Regions from separate parts of the Homo sapiens genome. Here all the other regions are linked to region 2. The links are chromatin contacts, found by Hi-C or POLR2A ChIA-PET in ENCODE. All regions are on one chromosome and are shown on one strand. Each heading gives the region's core, a stretch centred on a gene start or an enhancer-like site at or near the end of the contact. The rest is flanking DNA. Distances are from core to core; before and after follow the strand shown.

Region 1 (2,755 bases), core at 72-2,571, 880 kb after region 2:
TACTAGCCGGGCGCAGTGGCTCACACCTGTAATCCCAGTATTTTGGGAGGCTGAGGCGGGTGGATCACTTGAGGTCAGGGGTTTGAGACCAGCCTGGCTAAACCTTGTCTCTACTAAAAATACAAAAATTTAGCTGGGTGTAGTGGCACACACCTGTAGTCCCAGTTACTGGGGAGGCCAAGGCAGGAGAATCTCTTGAACCCGGGAGGTGGAGGTTGCAGTGAGCCGAGATCGCGCCACTGCACTCCAGCCTAGGCGACAGAGCCAGACTCCATCTCAAAAAATATATAAAAAATAAAATAAAAATAAAAAAGGCTGTATGGCCAGGCGAGGTGGCTAACCCCTGTAATCCTAGGCACTCTGGGAGGCCGAGGAGGGCGGATTGCTTGAGCCCAGGAGACCACCCTGGGCAACAGCTCTACAAAAAATAAACAAATTAGCCAGGCCTGGTGGCTTGTGCCTGTAGTTTCAGCTACTCGGGAGACTGAGGTGGGAGGGCTGCTTGAACCCGGGAAGCGGAGGTTTTGGTGGGCGGAGAGCGCGCCATGCCTTCCAGCCAGGGTGACAGAGCGAGACCCTGTCTGAAAAAAAAAATTAAAAAATAAAAAAAATAAATAAAGGCTGGGGCCAGGCGTGGTGGCTCACGCCTGTAATCCCAGCACTTTGGGAGGCCGAGGCGAGGGGATCACCTGAGCTGAGGAGTTCAAGATCAGCCTGGGCAACATGGCGAAACCCCGTCTCTACTAAAAATACAAAAAATTAGCCAGGCGTGGTGGTGCATGCCTGTAATCCCAGCTACTCAGCTACTCGGGAGGCTGGGGCAGGAGAATCGCTGAACCCGGGAGGCGGAGGTTGCAGTAAGCCGAGATCGCGACACTGCACTCCAGCCTGGCACCCTGGGCGACAGAATGAAGCTCTGTCTCAAAAAAAAAAAAAAAAAAAAAGGTGTAAATGCTCTTTGCAGTTCCATATACTGCCTCCCCAGAACCTTTATGGAGTTGGATTATAACTGCCTGAGCCCGCCCCTCCCGTCCATCTCGCGCTTTAAATTCCTCCGCGACGTGAGCCTCGGTTAATCGTCTTTGAAAACTCTGGCCCCTCCTCCCGTCAGCACCCCCAGACTACTGGCGCCCAGCTCAGAGTTGCCCAGATTGGGAGATCTGCAAGGTTTCCCGAAGGAATGAATGAACGAATGACTGAATGGACGAATTTGAGTCCTCCGTGTGCCATCTCTGGTAGCTGCCGCCCACGTTGGGCCTCGGTTTCCCCAACTGCGCGCCTACACCGTGACGCCGACCTCGCTATCAGGGGTGCCGTGAATGAGGCGAGCACTACAAGGCGGGGCTCCGGCCCTACCAGGCGGGGCGGGCAGTACCACGGCGTTCCTCGGGGGCGGGGGAGATGAGGCGGAGCCGGGGCTCCCCCGCTGCGGCGCCATTGGCCGCGCCCGCCGCCACCCGGCAGTAGTTGCGGAGGTCAGCCCCGCCTACTTCCTCTTTCCCTCGGAGCGGGCGGCGGCGTTGGCGGCTTGTGCAGCAATGGTGAGAGCTGCGGAATCGGGCGCCATCCGAGCGCTGTGAGGCGCGGGGGTTGGGGAAGGCGGTGCGGGCTGAGCCCGCGGATTCTATCTGCCACCTAGGCCTGTGGGGCGCCGCGCAGAATGGTCTGGCGCCACCACAACCCGCCTCTTCGCTTGGCGCCGGGAGAGGCGCGCGGCCCGGGCCTGGGTTACTCTGCCCAAGGCACGGCCGGCGAGGGAGACTGTCCTGAGCCCTGGTTGGGGCTCCGGCGCACTCGTAGTCGATGGCGAGTCGCGCGCCTTTGGGGGCTGGCCACGCAGGTGAAGGGGATATGGCCCCGCGGCCTGGCTGAGGCACACTCTCTCTTGCGCGCAGGCCAAGATCAAGGCTCGAGATCTTCGCGGGAAGAAGAAGGAGGAGCTGCTGAAACAGCTGGACGACCTGAAGGTGGAGCTGTCCCAGCTGCGCGTCGCCAAAGTGACAGGCGGTGCGGCCTCCAAGCTCTCTAAGATGTAAGTGAGGCGGCCGGATCACAGCCCTCGTGGGTGGGGAGCACGTGTGCATCGGGATCGTCGGAGGATTTCAAAGTTGGCTTAAGGAGCTGGCCGCTTAGATGCCCACTCCGTGCATCCTGGCGCGCATGGGAGACCCGTTGTGTGCTTAGCCTCTTACCTGCCTTGACCTTGCGGTCCTTGTGCCTGGAATGCATCCCCGGAGACCCATCTTAATGCTGCCTTCAAAGCCTACCCGGACCCCTTCCTTCCGCTTCCCACCAACACTTGAGTTTTTAACCCCCTTGGCAGGTGGGTGGCTTGCACCCTGGAGTGGCAGCGTAAGTTATTTTACATGGCTAAGAGTGCGGGAGACTTGTGAAAGGAACATGGGTTTGGAGTTCATCAACCTGGGTACAAAGTCCACTTCTCAAAAAAAAATTAGATGGGTGTGGTGGTACAGGCCTGTAGTCCCAGCTACTCTGGAGGCTGAGGCAGGAGGATCACTTGAGCCCAGGAGTTGGGAGGCTATGATGGGGCCACTGCTCTTCAGTCTGGTTGACAGGTGAGACCCTGTCTCCAAAAAAAAAAAATGGTGGTTGCCCTCTTTGCCCCCAAACAACCTTAGTAGAGGCAGGGGTGGGAGGATTGGACAAGCACAGTTGCACACTGAATCCTCAAAAACCATGTTGACCAGCTGTCTACTAGGTGACTCCCTCATCCTGACATGACTACAAATAACTT
Region 2 (2,700 bases), core at 1-2,500:
GGCGGCGCCCGCTGCCCTCACGCGGCCGCCGCGCCGCCTCCTCGCCGCCGCGCGCCCCGCCGGGCGGCCCCGCGCAACTTGCTCCTCAGCGCCCGCCGAGTTGCCGGGACGCCCGCCGCCCCCCGCGCCAGCCTGCGCACTGCCCTCCTCGGCCGCCGCCGCCGCCTCGGCCAGGCGGGATCCGAGCCCCGGCGGCCCCGGGGGAGGCAGCGGCGGCGGCGGCGGGCGGCGGCGGAGGAGGAGGCCTGCGGGCGGGCCGCGGGGAGCGAGGGGGGGCGGAGGAGGAAAGTTTGGGAGCGGGCGGGCAGAGGCGGCGGGGGCGCTGAGCCCGGAGGAGGGCCCCGGCGGGCCGCGCGCCGGGCGGACAGCCGATGGATAGGGCGGGAGAAGTCGCCGCCGCCGCCGCCGGAGCCGCGCACCCAGCCAGCAGCCGCCGCGGACCGGGCTGGAAGGCCGCTGGGCCGAGGGATTGACAGGCTGCCAGTGCCACTCACTCACTGCGGCCCCGCGCCGGGGGGAGGGACGGGGGCTGGCAAGGGCGGGGGAGCGCTCCTCAGACCCCGCCCCCGGGGCGGTGCGCGCGCTCATTGGGCTCTGCGCCTCCCGCCGCCGCCGCCGGCACCGCCCCCGGGGCCCGGCCCGTTCCCTCTGGCCTCTGATACTCCGCGCTCCGGAGTGTGCCGCCGGATCCTCGCTCCAACCTCGTCGCGTCCTAGCCCCCCGGGATAGACCGGGCCGGCCCACAAACGGTGTGCCCGCACCCCGACTCCTGCTCCATGCTTTTGGCAGTCATGGGAGCGGGGGGTTGTGTATGGGACAGTGGGCAACTCGCTGCAAAGCCAACCGTGTGCTCCCCCGCCGCGCCCGTGAGCTTCACGCCTCGGACAGCTCCTGGTGCACTTTCCCGCTCTTCCTGTCAGGAGGTGGTGCCCTCTGGGTACCAGGCCGCTCGTCCCGGGCCAATCGCAAAGCGCTTAGAGCCGAATGGGGCGGGACAGAGGCAAGAAAGGGTCGTCCCAATTGGAGCGTTCGAAAGGTTCTGGGCAGAGGCGGGGAAGCGGCGAGTGGGGGCCTCGCCCCGCCTGCGGTCGCCATGGTAACCGAGAGGGCGCAGCTCAGCGTTGGCGCCAGCACCGGGGTCTTGTGCTGTCCCTCAATGGGTGACCAGTTAAGGTGGGAACCTGTGGTCTCACATACTTGAAGTCTGAGCTGAGTGGACCTGACTGCCATAGACTTTCCATTGAAAGGGGAAATGTGTCAGAGAGAAGCGAGTCTGGGAGGAGGGAAAGTGCCTTCAGTCCAGGACTAATTTCAAGGTTTACAACACTTTACACACTCTGCAACTCCTGATAATCCAGGGACTACTCCTTTGGCAGCGTTTGCTATTCGATGCCTCCAGATGTACTGAAGCTGCAAAAACGAGCTCTTCATTACAAAGATACGTTTGTTTAGGAAGAGACTGGATTTCACTTGTCAACTTACCCCATCACCACGAGTCATTTAATGTTGGTAACGCCAGCCACGATTTTTCGTATCTATAACACCCCTTCTTCCATTGAATTCTACCTACAAATAACTGAAGGCTCACATTATTTTGGAATATGGACCTCCGCCTCTTGTGGAGACTTGAGATTGCTCTTAAGCTGATTTCCCAAACAGGGGCTGCAATGTGTGTTCCCGATTTTAGATTCATTGAGCTCACCCTAGATGAGTCCTTTGGTTCGGTGGTTCGGAAAAGTCTCTTTGTTCCTTCTCCAAACTCAGTAAGCTGTCTTACCTGAAACCAAAAATAGGGGTATGAGGATATGAAAAATGGCTCTTACTCTGCAGGGTTTAATGTAGGACAAGCAGTTCTTTAAATGCCAGATGGATTCTTGGAATGAAGCAGGCTACTCGGTTCCAGGTTCTTTCCTTCATATGTTGTGTGTACTTTTAAATACTCCCCACTGCAAAGCTAATAGCTAAGCTTACAGTTAGGCAAGCTAAAATCCTTACAAACTGCACAGCTGCTGAGGAGGGAGTTCCAAAAAATCCACTCTGCTTACTTACCTCCAAAGAAGAACCCCCTTCATGTTCATTAATATTCTCTGCTCTTCTATACCCCATTGATATGTCAAGTTTCCAATTCTTCTTTGAAGCCCCCATTATGGGTTACTTATAATCGTCATTGATTGGGTTTTTTCTTTATTCTTAATTTGTTTTTTAAAGCTGTCACCAAATTCTTAAGCATTTTTGCCAAAAGGCGCAGGAGCAAGCGGTCAACCTTTCATAATTCTCCAACGCTGAGGATGCAAAACCACAGAATTCTAACTGAAAGATGCCTTAAATTCTAAGATTCCTTCCAGCTGTAAAATTCAATAATCCTGTGACTCACTATTAGGACTCCTCTCTGCCCTCCTTCTAGACTCATAATCTTGACTAATCAGTCATGAGGATGAGGCTAATTAGCAATGGGGATTTATGGTTATTTCTAGCCCACTCCGAACAATGAGTTATGTAAGCAAAGCAACATATATAAAAATGTAAATAGGCCGGTGGCTCATGCCTGTAATCTCAGAACTTTGGGAGGCCGAGGCAGGTGGATCACAAGGTCAGGAGTTGAGACCAGCCTGGCCAACATGGTGAAACCCCATCTCTACTAAAAATACAAAAAATTAGCTGGGCTTGGTGGCAGGCGCCTGTAATCCCAGCTACTCAGGA
Region 3 (2,700 bases), core at 104-2,603, 740 kb before region 2:
TCTAACTTTTAATATCTGAAGTAGGCAGATTTATTTCCCCAAACATTTCAGCTTTCTAACAGAAAAATAAAGAAATAACAAGGATTCTGGGCGGTGAAATATTGAATCTCATAGGCAGAGAAAAGGCACCTTATTTCCTGCTGCAGTTTAAGATCCTACCACTAGATGGTGCAAAGGGACCGCACATTTTTCAGGCTGCACCAGTTCGCGCCACAAAATTCTTCAACATCTAATAAGCACCAGGAAAGCTTTCCAAAAGTAGAAAGAATGAACAATTGTGCGGGAATAGGAACATTTTGCTTTTATAAAATTGGGACGCTGCCATTTCATTATTGATACAAAAATCTGCTTCACTTTATTCCTGCGGGACATAGGTCCCAAATCTACGCTAACCTCGTATATTTGAAGAGACCCGCAGAAGCCCACGCAATGCGGACGTCTAAAAGTTGAATTCAAAAATCCTTTTCACCTCATGCTGCCAAATGCATTTTCATTAATTCCACCTCAGTGTCGTGACGTAAATGCTAGTGGAATCGGCCCCAAGCTAAATAAGCAATAAGCCCCATTTTTCAACGCACAAACACATAAAGATGTCAGCTCAAACTGTTTACTAATTAACACTTAAAAAGACACAAATTAGATATGCGTGGCTAAGAGCAATTATAATCAAGACGGATTTCTCTAGTCATTTGGGAACTGAAAAAAATGCCTAATTGCTGGAACCAGTGTTTTAAAAACTGAAATCACGCCAGTTAGCAAATATGTTCATTTAAAGAACATTCCACGTGACTACACTCTTGAGGACTGACTACAAACATGAGAACAAGGAAAATATTTAGGTATAAAATTAAAACTGTAAGCTCCCTTAGATTTATAACTTCTTCATTAAATATGTCTGCAAACAGCAGCCCATAAAAACCTGTGGCAATTAAGTGGTTAAATGAACTGCCTCCCTTGTCAATTTTAAGCGGGTGATTAATATTAGAGCATCCCTTTACTAATTAGACCCTCCCTCATCTTTCGGCTTTAAAGTCGAATGAAAATGGAGGCTGTTGCTCCGCCAGGAGTGCGGCAGGCTAATGTGTGCTTCCTCCGCCGCGGTTTTGATGGTGGCACTCCTGGAAGGGAACGGGGAGCACTGTGGTTTCTGCTGAGGTTGGCAGCTGATAGAAACGGCTCCGCATGGGGCTGGAAGTCGCTCCGGACTTCTCCACTGCCCGGTGCCCTGTCATTACAGGAATGGTTCACTCCTGTTCTCACAAGGCTTGCGGGTAGTTAAGCACACAGCATGAAACCTACACCCAAGGCTGCTGCCTCCTGACCGGGATGGTGAGGTCTTCCACGGATGCCAGGGCGGGACCGTGGGTGGGGAGGGAGGATACACAGGTAATCAAGACATGAGGATTATTTTAGAAGCTCCCGCCTGGACTGCAGAGCCAGGCAGCTCCCACCCTGGTTGCGATGGGGAATCCATCAGCTAGAGAAATGGGGCAACTGCTTACCAGGGAAATAAAGAGCGGCAGAGACAGAGAATATTTATACACCCATCTCCTCACGCCCAGAGAAGATGCTTCATCATGGGCGCTGGCTGCGAAATTACACTTTCCAGGCTCTGGGACACAGACAGCCTTTTGTCTGGAGAACCGTAAGGGCTTCACTGGGACAACAGCCCCACCGGGTCACCCACTGCCCTCCTGCAGAGCCAAACTGGAGGGGAGGGGACAAGGCACGGACAGGTGGGGCCGGGACAAGAAAACTGCCCACGGTGGCCACGAGGCTGCCACTGACCAGCCCCTGGTCACCTCCCTGGCTGAGGGACGATGAGGTAAAAATTCACTTCCTCATGCCTGGGACTCATGTATGCGGGCCCTGGGAGGACAGCAAAGCCCCTGCTCTGGGTGCGAGGTGACGGAGGTGGCAGGAGCACATGGCTGCTGGAAGATGGCCAGGCAGAAGGCCACTGCTCTGTCATGGGGAGCCAGCAGGGTGACGGCGTTTGAGTTGGAATTTCTCTATGAATCACGGCTTCCTTCACTTTCAGCCACCCGCGCCATCATGGAGCATGTCTGAATCGTGAGAGGTTTTCTGTCTTTCCACAGATCCTTTCCTTCAAAATTTGCTCAATGGCGCATCCACTGATTCTAACTTTAAAACATGACCGTCCTTGGGCATTTTTCATGAAATTTCACCCAAGTGCATCAGGTACCACGACTCTTGGGGAGACCCTGGTGAAGAGCAGGGCAGCTACATCTAACCACGCTCCACCAGCTGCCAGGTGCCCTGACTGCCGCGCTGTGTGGCACGCTGGGCTGGGATGAGCAGGCCTGTGTTCCACTTTGGGGTGAGGGGGCCTGGGAACATGCCCCAGGGCCAAGCCTATACAGCAAATTTGTCCCCTACCCCAGGCATCCACACTGGGAGGCTGTGTCCTGTCCACTGCCTACACAGCCCATGAGGGTCCCTGCAGACACCGGCATCTGAATGGGCTCATTCCCCTTCCAGTTCTCCAGGGCAGCCTGGCTGTCCGGGCCCAGGAGCGCATGCTCCCTGGGGCTCCTCAGGATGCTGGGGGCTGAGGGACACCCACCCACAACCAAGTGACACCCTGTTTGTCAATCAGTGCTGGGCAGCTCCTAGGCCAGGCCATCTGTGTCCTTGTGGGGGTGGAGGCAGCTCTGCTTGGCTAGCTCTGGGGAGCTC
Region 4 (2,700 bases), core at 78-2,577, 800 kb after region 2:
GGGTGGAATCTGCTTATTCTTGGGCTTGTGTTGAGTCTGGGGATGGAACCAGAGTTCCTTAAGGTGGAATGGCTGGCTTGGCATTGACGAGTTCAGGGACCTGACTTAGGGTACTGATTTGGACCGTGACTTTTTGTTTGAGATAGAGTTTCGCTCTTGTTGCCCAGGCTGGAGTGCAATGGCGCGATCTTGACTCACTGCAACCTACACCTCCCGGGTTCAAGCGATTATCCTGCCTCAGCCTCCCAAGTAATTGGGATTACAGGCATGGGCCACCATGCCCGGCTAATTTTGTATTTTTAGTAGAGACGAGGTTTCGCTATGTTAGGCTGGTCTGAACTCCTGACCTCGGGTGAACCACCCGCCTCGGCTTCTCAAAGTGTGGGGATTACAGGAGTGAGCCACCGCGCCCGGCCTGGACTGTGACTTGGAACAAGATAGTTTTTCCTCTTTTGTTTATTTTCCTACTGCCTGCATGATTGCTATTTATTTAAAGAGACGGAGTCTCGCCACGGTGCCCAGGCTGGTCTGGAAGCCCTGGTCTCAAGAGATCCTCCCACCTCGGTCTTCCGAGTAGCTGGGACCACAGAAGCGCGCGCCGTGCACTTTTGATGTTTTCAACTTCCTTCCTAAGCAGAAAGGAGACGGCCCAGCAGCGGATGGTGAAGCTAATCCAATATAGTGAGCTGCCACCAGCGTTTTTAAGTGCATTACATAGTAAGAACGTGGTTCTGCTGGACGTTATGTACTCGGTTGCGATATAAAACGCATCATCTACAGTAGGTGACAGGCGCCAAAGTCTAAAAACTGGTCTCAAGGTGTAAGGTCCCAGGACTAGTTTCTGGAGCTACTGGCTTGTGAGTGAAGCTGGAGGCGCAGACTTCCCGGGTCACACGGTGGCAAGGCAGCTGCCTAGGGTGCGGCGGGACCGGGCGGCGCGGGGGGGCGCCTGGCCAAGCAGTGCAGCCCCGGCCGGGTTTGTAGCCAGCACAGCACAGCGGGGCCTGTGGCACCGACTGGGTTCTTTTACTTTTGACACGAAGCCCCTCCCACTTACCACGCTCTGCACGCGCCCCTGTTAAAATAGAAAAAGACCGAGAGGCCTCGGAGACTCAGTCATCATCTGTGGCTCTGGCCGCTCGCTGACGTGGCGAACTGGGCTGAGGGAGCGCCCGGCTGGGCACCCGAGAACTCCAGCCGTTCCGGCCCAGTCGCCGCTCAGAGGTGGTAACAGTAGCCGCCAAGGCCGCGCACGGGCGCATGCGCGCGTCGGACCAACCCCCTCCCCCCACCGCGCAGTCACTTCCGGCGCGCTGGGAGACGTGCGGTTCCGGGTCGCTGCTCGGCTCGCCGGCTGGGCGGTGGGGGTTGGTGACGCGGGCCGGGGCTCACGAGAGGCCCGGGAGGCGGGGCTTTGCTGGCTTCCCAGAGAGAGGCAGGTGCGCGGGCCAGGACTCCGGGAATGCGAGCAGGCCCCTTATTCTCCCAGTGGCCTCGGTCTGTCCCCACAGCGGCCCGGTCAGGGTTGCCCGAGCCCCAAGGCGGGGGGCGGCACCGGGGTGCTGAAAGGGTGAGAGTGGGGGCGGAGGCGGGCTGCCCCGGCCTGGGAGTCTGGAGCCTAGGGTTCCGGGATTCCTCCCTGCGCGACCTTGGACAAGTCGCTCCTCCTCTCTAGGGCTCAGTTTCCTTGCTGTCAAATGGGAGAGATGTTGGATCCTTCCTTTCTTTGACAGTCCAAAGCACGGGCGGGGCTGGAGGTAGCCTGAGGGAGTGAGATCCAAACTGCCGTGGCAGGCACCTGCCTGCCTCCCTGGGGGTTAGACATCTGTCTTTACCCAATTTTGCCTTGCTTTTTGTCAGTGCACATCCGTGACCAGACGCCCAGGGTCTGGCCGGGTAAACAGTATGTGAGTGTAGTAATCAACTGAGAAATAAATACTGGCTCCAGGAAAACTTAACCTCATTCAAATTGTTTTGCTCAGGGCTCCCAGGGAGAAGTGAATTTAGGCACCCGCTGCGGTGATCAATTCTGTTCTATGCGCTTGTAAGTGAAGCTCTTAGGCAAAAAACAATTTCATAGGAGATCAGGGTTAGGGAGGGTATCCCATTGAGAGTTGTGACAGGTTTTCTTACCCCCTTTAATCCTTCTTCTGCCCCTCCTCTTCCTTCACTTCTTCCCCCTATCCCCACCCAACATTTTGGCCATACACTTGAAAAGAAATACCCAATGCATTTTATCTTTGTCTTCATGCAGGACAGAATGCTTTGACCTCCAAGCTGTTTTAAATCTAGTAGATAAGCCAGGTGAGTAAGTGGTTTACACACATTGAAAGTAAAGTTTCTGAAGAATTGTACAGCCTTAATGGAGGATCTGAAGTGGTAAGATGGCATTTGTGTATCTCAGAGCAGAGCTTAGGTATCCTCCACAAAACATGGAAAGTTAAGGTTGGAACCAGAATATTAGTGTTTTATACACCATTAGGAGGAAAAGGTTTTTGAATCTTACTTTGAATATCATGTCAAACATTCTTAAGAAAAGAAACTGTGAGGCCGGGCGCAGTGGCTTATGCCTGTAATCCCAGCACTTTGGGAGGCCAATGCAGGTGGATCATCTGAGGTCAAGAGTTTGAGACCAGCCTGACCAACACGGAGAAACCTCGTCTCTACTAAAAATATAAAATAAGCCGGGCATAGTGGCGC
Region 5 (2,700 bases), core at 27-2,526, 660 kb before region 2:
TAATCACTCTAGGCTCTAAAATATTTTCAGTTGTGGTTTTCTTTTCATATTGATTTTGGAGCCAACCTCAGGGAGAAACCACCATGCGCAAAGTTTACTATCATTTGTCACGGTCTGATGAGTCTCTTTTTTGTTTCGTTTTGTAATTGACACAAGCCAAGACAAGTAAGGTTTTGTAAAACTTAAAAGAGACCTATTTCCTCTACAGTTATATTCACTATCTTATAAACCTTCTATGCCCAGACCTAAAACTTAATTCCAAGTATTACCCAGTGAACACAGGCCCATGCCAGGGGAGCTGGACCAGTATCAACAGGCACACAAGGCCGCTATAATTAGGATGTGGCGACTGACTCAGCGCACTTTTTTTATTGTGCTCCTACTGTGTGCTAGGCACTGCCTGGCACCGAGACAGTTTAAGAAACCAAATGAAACGTGTATCTTCCCCTTTAGGAATTTATCCATAAGTCAACTGAAACACGAACATAAATCTCCTATATCACAAAGTAAAAGCTCTGAATATCAAAAGATAGGCCATAAAGGACAATATGGTTATATGCTTCAATTTTAAAACAGTGGCATGAAAAAGAAATAACTGGGTGTGGTGGCTCATGCCTGTAATCACAGCACTTTGGGAGGCCAAGGCGGGTGGATCACGAGGTCAGGAGTTCAAGACCAGCCTGAACAACATGGTGAAACCCCGTTTCTACTAAAAAATATAAAAATTAGCCGGGCGTGGTGGCGTGTGCCTGTAATCCCAGCTACTCAGGAGGCTGAGGCAGGAGAATTGCTTGAACCTGGGAGGTGGAGGCTGCAGTAAGCAGAGATCACGCCATTGCACTCCAGCCTGGGTGACAGAGTAAGACTCCATCTCAAAAAAAAAAAAAAAAAGAAATAACCAAAATAACAAACATCTGTTGAGAGTCTACTACAGGCCAGGCACTCTGTTAGGCCCTGGGAGGTATCCAGGGACATGGGAGCCATGGTCCCACCTGCAAAAAGAAAAGACTGTGGCTGGGGAGAAGAGGCCCGAGCAATGAAATAGTAATTCAAGAGTCTAGACAGTGGCCCAAGAGATGTCACAAAGCCAAGGATGGGCAACGGAGGCTCCGGGAGTCAGAGAGGTAGGAAATGGGATTTGACTTGCATGGCTGGGAGGGGCTTTCCAGGGAGGCCCGCGTGAAGGCTTTGTTCCTGGAATTTTCACTCCTGTAATTATTTAGGACTATGGCAGTTACTACTCACTGGGCACTTGCACCATTCCTCATGTTCATACACATCTCTAATGTAAACAACCCAGCAAGGGAAGTAGTACCCTATATGTGGGGGAAAAGTGGTTCAGAGAGGTTAAGTAACTCACCCAAAGTCACACAGCTGAAGAAAATGGCTGGGCTAGGATGTGCGTTCATGCTCTTTCCACCATGCCATGTTGCTTTACTGAGATGACACAGGGCACAAAGTAAGTGCAAACACAGACCTGTTCATTTTCCATTCAGGAAGCCCATTTGCCACGACCAATGCAACTCCAACCTACCAGGCTGACTGTAGAATGGGTTTTCCTCATGGGCAACACATACACACATGCATGCATGCGCGTGCATGCGTGCACACACACACACACACACACACACACACACAAAACCAAATCACTGTGCATTGGACAAGGGGAAAAAAAAGCTGCCACTGGAAGATGAAGGAAATCACAATTCCAAACTCCCCAAGTTCCTAAATGCATAAAGTACGTGCAGCTTGACGGCATATGGCAAATCAATTACTAGTTTAAATCTTAAAACAAAAACATGGCAAGTGTGGTGCAGAAATAATCAAGAACAACGGTTAGGTTTAGATTACAGTGGGCCACTAGAGTTTTGAATACAATTAATCATCATTCCAGGCAATGGGAAGCCATATTGACACTTATTCCTAATTTGAATATTTAATTAGGGTGAAGTTCTTCATCAAATTATCGCAGAACTGGGAGAAAGCCTGGAAGACTTACACAATTACTATCTTAACCCCTTCCCAGCTGCTCACCTGTGAACACAGCCATTCTAGTCCCAGCTCCGCAGGGGAGGTTGCCTGTGCCCAGTCTCTGATGCTGTGGGGTGCTGGAGGGGTGCTGGTGACTGGAGTTGCAACTGCAGCAGGCGGGAGCCACGTGGTGGCAAAGGAAAGGTCTAAGGGGATGCCCTGCTCATGCTTAGGCTAAGTTCTGCATTGAACCCTGGACACAGACAGAAAGCCAGCATGCATGGGTGCTCACTGGGCACCAGGGTGGTGCTTTCTGTGTCCCCCCCCAATTTAATTCTCATGACAAATCCTGCAAAGGAGGCATTTCTATCCCCATTTCACAGAGGAAGAAACAGGCTCAGAGAGTGATAAAACTCACTCAAAGTAACACCGCCTGTGAGTGGTGTAAAGAAGGCCCAAGGGACACACACACACACACACACACACACACACACACACACACACACACAGAGTTACTCACCAAAAGTGATGACAAAGAGAACACGCAAAGGCCCACAAAAATGTTTTCAAGGCTGTATTTTGGATCATCTGCACCGTGTGGCTAAATCAAAGGAAAACCAAAACCCAGGCCTCTTCAATCAGCATTCTAAAATTTAACTCTTGGGTTCAAAATGCATTACTGAGCCCCCCCCCACAATGGAAGTCACGATGCCGTTGTGGCCAGGGGCT
Region 6 (2,700 bases), core at 86-2,585, 550 kb after region 2:
ACTTTGGGAGGCCGAGGCAGGCGGATCATGAGGTCAGATCGATACCATCCTGGCCAACATGGTGAAACCCTGTCTTTACTAAAAATACAAAAAAAATTAGCTGGGCGTTGTGGCCCACGCCTGTAGTCCCAGCTACTCAGGAGGCTGAGGCGTGAGAATTGCTTGAACCCAAGAGGCGGAGGTTGCAGTGAGCCGAAATTGCGCCACTTGCACTCCAGCCTGGCGACAGAGCAAGACTCCTCCTCAAAAAAAGAAAAAAAAATAGAAATGGAGGTTTCGCTTTGTTGTCCAGGCTGGTCTCGAACTCCTAGCCTCAGGCAATTCTTCCACCTCAGCCTCCTAAAAAGCTGGGATTACAGGTGTGAGCCACTGCTCTCCGCTCAAAGGACAAAATATTTAAAGAAGCTGAGAAATACTGAGCTCTGGGATAAATCTTGGCCTCAACATAGCATAGAAAGTAAGGCCTTCTGCTGTTGAGCTTTTTTCCCGTGAACTCACCTCCACAATCTCTTGCATTATTGGTTTTTTTGCTGTTCTTGTAATATGGCAGGCCTTTTCATAATTTTGCAGCCTGTTCTGCTTCCCCTATTTGGAATGTCGCTTCCCTTCTGGGAAATTTGCAAACTCCTAGTTAACCTTCAAAGCCCAGTTCAAAAGTCCCTTCCCTGGTGAAACCTTCCCTGATTTGCCCTTTTCTCTTCCACCCACATCCAAGTTACTTCCTTCTTCCACCCACTGGGCTCTGAAGGTATTAGCCATCACCATTGCAGGAATCATTTGGAATGTTTATCTATTTAAGGCTTCTAGACTAGATTCTAGATTAAATTCCACTAGACTAAGTTCCTAGAGGGCTGGGCCTGTCAGATCCATTCCGAGAACCTACCAATGGACCTGGCATGGAGTAGAAGTGGGGGAGTGGCTAGTGAATGAAGAAAGAAAATAGATTGAGAGATGAATGGATAAATCTCACCTGCGGCCTAGGCCACTGACAGCTGTCCCCAAAGTCCAGAGCTCAGTTAGGCTGGCTTCACGTGGGCGGGACCTCCCGCAGCAGCCGCCGCTACCAGCCCAGCAAATCTCATCCCCACGTGGCAGTTCTAGGGGATAGGAGACGGGGTCGGGAAAGAACAGGCTGATTCGGTCAAAGTGGCCGGGACGGAGCCAGGGAAGGCCCTTCCCCGTTCTTTGCACCCGGCTTGGGCCCACTCCCCTAAAAGATTCAGACTCCCTGCCCGAGACCGTGATAGACCCGGTATCCGGGGACCCTCGCCCCTACCCTCCAGCCCCGGACTGCAATACCTGCGGCGACTTAGGCCAGTCGCGAGCCGTGACTCCACCCCGGAGGGGCGGGGCTTAGGTCCGGGCCCTCCTCCCAGGACCCGGAAGAGCGTCCGGGCCAACCGCTCCCTCTTCCCTGCTCCGCCCCGAGGGCCCGGCGCTGACTTCCTGGGCTGGCGGTGGAGGGGTCCCCCAGACCGGGAGTGGACGCCAGGCTCTGCATTTCTCGGGAACCAAGTGGGGTGGGCCTTCCCTGGGTCCCTCCCTCCCGGACGGGATAAATAAGCCGGGGCTACTTGGAAACGATTTGCGCAATGCCGGGTTCGGGCGTCCGTTTGGGGAACTCAGATGCCTGCGGCAGCTGATCTACTCTGTAAGGGGCTAACAGGGCTGGGCGCCACCACACTCCAGCTTGGGCAACAGCGCAAAAACTCCCTCTCAAAAAAATAAATAAATAAAAGGGGGGGAGGGTATAACAGTTACATTTCCAGTTACAACGATTGTTTTTTTTTTTTTTTTTTGAGACGGAGTCTCGCTCTGTCGCCCAGGCGGGACTGCGGACTGCAGTGGCGCAATCTCGGCTCACTGCAAGCTCCGCTTCCCGGGTTCACGCCATTCTCCTGCCTCAGCCTCCCGAGTAGCTGGGACTACAGGCGCCCGCCACCGCGCCCGGCTAATTTTTTTTGTATTTTTAGTAGAGACGGGGTTTCACCTTGTTAGCCAGGATGGTCTCGATCTCCTGACCTCATGATCCACCCGCCTCGGCCTCCCAAAGTGCTGGGATTACAGGCGTGAGCCACCGCGCCCGGCCACAACGATTGTTAACAGTTTCTAAAGGGGAGAGTTGAGCATGCAATCCTCCTGCGCAGTCTTCGGGCCAGCTCAAGATTTGGTGCTTTAAACAGCTGATTCATTCCATAATTGCCATTTGTAATTATGGCAGGTGCTATGCTGAGCCAGACACCACCACGCTTTGCCTCCAGGAGCAAGTCTTAACTAGAGAGAGATCAAAGAAAAAGACAACTAGGGACGACTGCCAAGAGTGCAATAAATATAAAGTTCAGCCAGGAGAGTATCTGTTCTGAAGTTACTTTCCTCCAGGCCTCAGGGTTGTCTGTTTGTAACCATGGAGCTAATAAGATTTCTATCATAGGCTGGGCGCGGTGGCTCACGCCTATAAGTCCAGCACTTTGGGAGGCCGAGGCGGGCGGATCACGAGGTCAGGAGTTCGAGACCAGCCTGGCCTACATGGTGAACGCCCCCGCCCCCCCCCCCAACTAAAAACACAAAAATTAGCTAGGCGTGGTGGTGGGCGCCTGTAATCCCTGCTACTCAGGAGGCTGAGGCAGGAAAATTGCTTGAATCTGGGAGGCGGAGGTTGCAGTGAGCCGAGATAGTGCCACTGCACTCCAGCCTGGGTGA

Evidence for each region. A loop is a pair of places that touch in the nucleus more often than their neighbours do. ChIA-PET counts read pairs that join two places held with the same protein, here RNA polymerase II (POLR2A). Pooled maps may share reads with other maps.
Region 1: a loop to region 2 is called in a map of naive thymus-derived CD4-positive, alpha-beta T cell, with 30 times the contacts of the local background. The contact joins the promoter of ARPC5L here to the promoter of PBX3-DT in region 2. A Hi-C loop is called at or near these places in 3 of 168 maps with a recorded cell type or tissue (ascending aorta and naive thymus-derived CD4-positive, alpha-beta T cell), 5 of 37 single-sample maps with no recorded cell type and 16 of 50 pooled maps. POLR2A ChIA-PET finds 5 or more read pairs at or near these places in 1 of 52 experiments (activated CD4-positive, alpha-beta T cell).
Region 3: a map of dorsolateral prefrontal cortex shows a loop between it and region 2 (5-fold over the local background). The contact joins the enhancer-like site here to the promoter of PBX3-DT in region 2. A Hi-C loop is called at or near these places in 3 of 168 maps with a recorded cell type or tissue (IMR-90, MCF 10A and dorsolateral prefrontal cortex), 1 of 37 single-sample maps with no recorded cell type and 11 of 50 pooled maps.
Region 4: a loop to region 2 is called in a map of CD8-positive, alpha-beta T cell, with 28 times the contacts of the local background. The contact joins the promoter of GOLGA1 here to the promoter of PBX3-DT in region 2. A Hi-C loop is called at or near these places in 4 of 168 maps with a recorded cell type or tissue (B cell, CD8-positive, alpha-beta T cell, ascending aorta and 1 more) and 19 of 50 pooled maps. POLR2A ChIA-PET finds 5 or more read pairs at or near these places in 1 of 52 experiments (GM10248).
Region 5: a map of chondrocyte shows a loop between it and region 2 (2.4-fold over the local background). The contact joins the promoter of NRON here to the promoter of PBX3-DT in region 2. A Hi-C loop is called at or near these places in 1 of 168 maps with a recorded cell type or tissue (chondrocyte), 1 of 37 single-sample maps with no recorded cell type and 6 of 50 pooled maps. POLR2A ChIA-PET finds 5 or more read pairs at or near these places in 2 of 52 experiments (Panc1 and activated CD4-positive, alpha-beta T cell).
Region 6: a loop to region 2 is called in a map of naive thymus-derived CD4-positive, alpha-beta T cell, with 6 times the contacts of the local background. The contact joins the promoter of RABEPK here to the promoter of PBX3-DT in region 2. A Hi-C loop is called at or near these places in 2 of 168 maps with a recorded cell type or tissue (CD8-positive, alpha-beta T cell and naive thymus-derived CD4-positive, alpha-beta T cell) and 7 of 50 pooled maps. POLR2A ChIA-PET finds 5 or more read pairs at or near these places in 1 of 52 experiments (activated CD4-positive, alpha-beta T cell).

What each region holds. Positions count from the first base shown.
Region 1 is chr9:124,860,696-124,863,450 of GRCh38, reverse strand. It overlaps ARPC5L (actin related protein 2/3 complex subunit 5 like), which reads right to left and starts at 1,321. Exons shown (of 6, transcript NM_030978.3): 1 at 1,053-1,321. RPL35 (ribosomal protein L35) reads left to right here and starts at 1,494. Exons shown (of 4, transcript NM_007209.4): 1 at 1,494-1,541; 2 at 1,896-2,032. The coding sequence starts at 1,539. RefSeq lists enhancers at 1,075-1,294, 1,735-1,844, 1,885-1,934, 1,370-1,993 and a silencer at 1,315-1,584.
Region 2 is chr9:125,744,479-125,747,178 of GRCh38, reverse strand. PBX3-DT (PBX3 divergent transcript) reads left to right here and starts at 1,250. Exons shown (of 2, transcript NR_122032.1): 1 at 1,250-1,763. RefSeq lists silencers at 1-31, 282-711.
Region 3 is chr9:126,488,949-126,491,648 of GRCh38, reverse strand. All of the region lies in intron 9 of MVB12B (multivesicular body subunit 12B), which reads right to left. Among named protein-coding and RNA genes, the nearest start is that of NRON, 80 kb to the right of the region's middle. Within about 2 kb of position 1,353, at least 3 of the 41 ENCODE cell types and tissues checked have a DNase peak (open chromatin) inside an H3K27ac peak, as active enhancers do; they include dorsolateral prefrontal cortex, where a contact is called at or near this core.
Region 4 is chr9:124,939,710-124,942,409 of GRCh38, reverse strand. It overlaps GOLGA1 (golgin A1), which reads left to right and starts at 1,327. Exons shown (of 23, transcript NM_002077.4): 1 at 1,327-1,439; 2 at 2,255-2,304. RefSeq lists silencers at 893-952, 1,283-1,652 and enhancers at 734-1,234, 1,235-1,735.
Region 5 is chr9:126,409,080-126,411,779 of GRCh38, reverse strand. NRON (non-coding repressor of NFAT) reads left to right here and starts at 1,276. Exons shown (of 1, transcript NR_045006.1): 1 at 1,276-2,700. The region is part of intron 6 of MVB12B (multivesicular body subunit 12B); the gene reads right to left.
Region 6 is chr9:125,199,177-125,201,876 of GRCh38, reverse strand. It overlaps RABEPK (Rab9 effector protein with kelch motifs), which reads right to left and starts at 1,335. Exons shown (of 8, transcript NM_005833.4): 1 at 971-1,335. It overlaps LOC105376271 (a long non-coding RNA gene), which reads left to right and starts at 1,481. Exons shown (of 2, transcript NR_135145.1): 1 at 1,481-1,651; 2 at 2,222-2,344. RefSeq lists a silencer at 1,408-1,457.